Linked DNA regions of Homo sapiens: region 2 is linked to region 1. A link is an interaction called in ENCODE POLR2A ChIA-PET data of the cell type or tissue named here. Cell type or tissue: PC-9. All regions are shown on one strand.

What was found. Peaks named below come from ENCODE experiments on the same cell type or tissue, not always from the same donor. Only the 100,000 strongest peaks of a DNase experiment are listed, where the experiment ranks them.
Region 2: POLR2A ChIA-PET joins it to region 1 with 6 read pairs; 1 of 35 experiments calls an interaction of 5 or more read pairs at or near these places.

Annotation. Positions count from the first base shown.
Region 1 is chr12:95,648,105-95,650,604 of GRCh38, reverse strand. It overlaps the pseudogene PGAM1P5. Among named protein-coding and RNA genes, the nearest start is that of USP44, 98 kb to the right of the region's middle. In PC-9, no CTCF peak of the experiment used is centred here; a DNase peak (open chromatin) is centred at 1,064; H3K4me3 peaks cover 570 bases; H3K27ac peaks cover 2,500 bases.
Region 2 is chr12:95,762,954-95,765,453 of GRCh38, reverse strand. All of the region lies in intron 2 of NTN4 (netrin 4), which reads left to right. Among named protein-coding and RNA genes, the nearest start is that of NTN4, 27 kb to the left of the region's middle. In PC-9, no CTCF peak of the experiment used is centred here; a DNase peak (open chromatin) is centred at 1,353; H3K27ac peaks cover 2,014 bases.

The DNA.
Region 1 (2,500 bases):
CAGATAGAGGTGGTCTACAGACAAGACTTTGAGAAGCACTGCTCTGGACACTTTTACAGAATAGACTCGACAAATCCACTTGGATTTGTCGGATATGAATCTACTTGGCCTTTGTCACAAATATTATTTTATGAATAACAGAATCATTAGTCCTGTTATGGTTACCCCAAAACTAAGATGATGGAAAAGGAAAATTGAAAGAACCTCACATAACAGCCCTGTAGAGTCGGTAAGAGAGATTCCTTAAAGTCAGTCAGAAAGGAGATTCCTCTGGCAATTATGTACCCTTACTTCCTAACCTGGCCTTGTATAGACCTGTGAAATACCTAAATTTGTCTTTGCTATCTCTACCCCTCAATCCACTTTGTACAATCTCTCCCCAGCTACCTGTCGACTTCATCCTGCACAGGGTGTACACCAAGATGCTGGACAAAGCTCTCAACTCCCAACTTTCCCTCCAGCCTCAGTCTACTTACTTATCAAGATGTTACTCTTGACCAAGAGATTGATAGGTTCATAATATAAATCATTATAATGCAATACTTTCCCACTTTCCCACTTCCCAATTTTCTCCTAACACAATGCCTTCATGACCCAAAGAAGCCAGGCATGTCTGCAAACTTTTTTTTCTTTCTTTTTTTTTTTTTTTTTGAGATAGTCTCACTCTGTCACCCAGGCTGGAGTGCAGTGGAGCAACCTCAGCCTCAGCTCACTGCAACCTCCACCCCCTGGGTTCAAGCGATTCTCCTGCCTCAGCCTCCCAGGTAGCTGGTATTACAGGCGCCCGCCACCACGCCCGGCTCATTTTTGTATTTTTAGTAGAGATGGAGTTTCACCATGTTGGCCAGGCTGGTCTCCAACTCCTGACCTCAGGTGATCCGCCCGCCTCGGCTTCCCATAGTGCTGGGATTACAGACGTGAGCCACCATGCCCGGCCTGCAGAAAACATTTTAATGGGTGATTCTAATCATAGGTATTTCAGGCACTGGTGGCAGGCCAGTGGTGGGGATATTTTTGGTCAGATGTGCCTTTCAATGCCTCATAAATCAGGCTGCCTAGGCAGCTTTGTAATTTTCCCTTAGGCAGTAGCAGTCCTGCACACACACCCCATTGTAACCCTCAGAGGCTTAAGAATAAGGAGAAAGGTGAACAGGAAGTAACATTGAGAAAGGAAAACATGGAGAGTGGATTCACTTACCCTCTCTCAGAAATGTACATTCAAGCCACAGATAAAATAAGAGAAATCCACACGGACTCCACACTTTTCCTTCCCATTCCTGTGAAAGAGAAATAAAATCCAGGATAGCATTTTTTTGGTTACATATGGGGAGAAAAATCAAGGAGATGTACACAACTCGCATCACAGCAAACAGAATTCCTTAACATCAGAAACACTCTTACATACCAACACTCTCTTACACATGGGGACTTGCTGGGCAGTGACCTTCAGTGACCTAGCTTTTGATACCAACTGAGAATACACAACTGGATATTTTTATCCGCATGTTTTCTGCCTCTCTGATAAATGTTATACTAAACAGTGGGAAGCAAAAATACAGTGAATGCATTTTTTCAGACCATATTTACAAGTACACTTAATTTGCACGCCCCCAAATTTTATAGGTTTCACCAAATGCTTCAAGAGAGAAGATTAAGTTTAGGAACAACCTGCCTCTCCAAGTTTTCACTTGCCCCGAGGTTATTATCCTACCAGAACTGGCTAAGGCTCTTTGAGAAGTAGTGTTTAAAGCCTCATATTGTTCAGGCTTACATCTATAATCCCAGCACTTTGGGAGGCTGAGGCAGGAGGATCCCTTGACCCTAGGAGTTCAAAACTGGCCTGGGTAGCATAGGGAGATCCCACTTAATTAATCAAAAAAATTTAAAAATTAGCCGGGCATGGTGCCACGCACCTATGGTCCCAGCTAGTTGGGAGGTTGAGGTAAGAGGATTGCTTGAGCCCGGAAGATCGTGGCTGCAGTGAACCATTATTACGCCACCTAACTCTAACCTGGGCAACAGAGTGAGCCCCTGCCTCAAAAAATAAAAATAAAATTAAAGTTGACTTTTCGGGATTCAATAGCTTTATGAAATGTCTTTTCCTTTTGTAAACACAAAATAACACACGTGTAAGAACAAAACAACAAATACCTTAAGACATCACGAGTAATTTGTAATCTACAGATCTGTAAATGAATAAATAAATGTATAAACTATCAACTTTTTTTAAGACAGGGTGTCGCTCTATCATCTTGATTGGAATGCCGTGGCAAGATCACAGCTCACTGCAGCCTTGACCCCCGGTGGCTCAAGTGATCCTCCCACCCGAGTAGTTGGGACTACAGGCATTTGCCACCATGCCCGGATAATTTTTTTTTTTTTAAGAAGATATAGGTTCTCCCTATGTTGCCCAAACTTAATCTATAAATTTTTGTGGCAATAAACAGATGCTTCCGCTTTCTAACTCTCCCACTGAATAGATAGTTCATTATGTAAATTC
Region 2 (2,500 bases), 110 kb before region 1:
GCTTTTGGACAGACATTGAGTTAGAGGACAACATCAGTCTTGGCATTTAATAGTAGATAACGTGAACACAAGAATTGTGTCTTCTCATTAAAGCAGTAGCCCAGTCATCTACCTAGACAGGCAATAATAGAGTGGGAGTTAGATTTAGATAAAAGTGAACAAATCAGAGGTACAAAGAACAATTCTTGTCTCTTCATTCCATATTTAGTTTGACATATTTATTGAGACTTTACAAATTCTTTTTGAACTGTGTTATGAATGTCAAGTACAAGATAAGGAACTATGTTTTTAAAGATATTTTTAGACAGCAATGTTATGGTAAGATACAAGTATGAGCTTAAAGTAAAATGTCTTATCAAAACTGAAAGAAATGTATCCACCTACATCTGGTTGGTATTTCAGATTCATGAAGGAATTTCCAAGTGATTCTGTTAAGAGGTTGCTCTACAGTGAGTGAGTGAACAAGTTAGATTTCTAGCCCTCCTCTGGCTTCCCTTTCGGGACTTGCCTTTATTCTTTTATTAGGGATAGGCACTCCTCATAATTTATATGACAGGTTAATATGCTTTAAAAAAATCTCTCTTAAGGTCCTGTTCAAGTTAGGGAGTTATAACGTGTAAAAGATTCTCAATTTGAAGTACTGTAATCAAAACTTTCACACACACTCATTTTCCAAGAACTTTATAAAACATGCACCAGGCACAGGTAGAAAGTGACAGCCAAGAGTTCAGTGATGTATTATTTCTGGTGCTTTTTTAGCTTTTTTTTTTTTTTTTTGGTCGGGGCGGGGGGATGGAGTCTCGCTTTCTCACCCAGGCTGGAGTGCAGTGGTGCAATCTTGGCTCACTGCAACCTCCGCCTCCTGGGTTCAAGCAATTCTCCTGCCTCAGCCTCCTGAGTAGCTGGGATTACAGGTGCCTGACGCCATGCACAGCTAATTTTTGTATTTTTAGTAGAGACGGGGTTTCGCCATGTTGGCCAGGCTGGTCTCAAACTCCTGACCTTAGGTGATCCGCTGGCCTCGGCCTCCCAAAGTGCTGGGATTACAGGCGTGAGCCACTGTGCCCGGCCAGCTCTCCTTCTTTAAAAGCCCACTTAATAAAGCAGTTAGCTACTTCTAGATGCTCTGGCAGGTGCTGTGAGTATAGCCAAGAGGGTCTGTTACCTATAGAGCTGACTCCAATTGCTGTCATCCACAAAGGCCATTTTAATCTCCTGCTCAGTTTCCAGTCAGCCTCCTGCATCACTTCAGCTGCTTAAGGGACAGTTACATGTTTTACAGCTGTGGCTCTCCACAACCCCACCCTTCTATGACTCAGCCTTGACTGCTAGTCTGCCTGTCAGTATCATTGGCATGTAACCAGAAATATTATTTTCTTATGAACTAAATGATGCAATGACAGATGTTATAGAAATATGCAGGTCATATCAAAACACTCTAATTCAGATGTGGAAGTGACTCTTTCCTCCCCTTTCTCACCTCCCAAAATAATGACATTGGAACTTCAGTCTTGCATTCCAGTTTTACCATGATTAGAAGTGGGTGCTCAAGAGGCTATGTAAATAATAGGTCTCATAAAAACATATTTTTCTGTCTCATGCTACTGTCTCCACTCAGTCAGCTTCATTTCTTCCCCAACAGCTGTGTTGAAAGTACTCTAGGTCTTTTAAAATCTGAATATTACATTATGGAAAAATCTTTGAAATTTATTTGGATTAAAAAATAAAATTGGAAAAAGAAAGGTTCAGAAATAGAGGCTAGAATTCGCTTGACATCGTGGAGAGGAAAATGTCTAGAAAATACCGTCATTAGTAACATGTGCTTACGAGTTACAGAGAGGTCATCTGCTACTTAGCAAGAGTGGTAAATGGTGTAGAAACTATGTGATATGAGACATTATAGATAATTTACCTGGAGAATAGAAGTTAAGTTGATGGCTGCCCTTAAATATTTGAAGGATTTCCATGTTGAAGATAAAGTAGACTTGTTTTGTATAGCTCTAAGGCCAGTATTAGGAGTTTCAGGGAACAGACTCTAGCTTAACACAGAAGAACTTTTTGTTAATTAGACCTTTCTAAAACTGAAACACGCTGCCTGATGAGGCTGTAGGAGCTAGCAGAGAATGAATGGGCATCAGCCATTATAGAGGAACTTCTTGCATTGAGAAATTTGAGTTAAATGGCCTCATGTTCTTTTTTGATTATTAAAAATTCTTTGAGCTGTTTCTAATACCACTTTTGATAGAGATCAATTTTCAAGAATTAGGGGACAATTGGAATCTTATGCATTATTAATTTATCCATTTTTGTATCCAGAGTCTCAGTGCCTCATACAAAGCATTTCCTCAATAAGTAAAGTTTGAACTAATAAACAAGTATTTCTTTATGAAAAGGCTTAAGGTCACAGAAACTTAGGATTTTTATCTTATTTAATTATGGCTTTGTCATTATTTAAAAACAAAAATGACACTGATGATGAGAGACACAGTCGGAATTTATA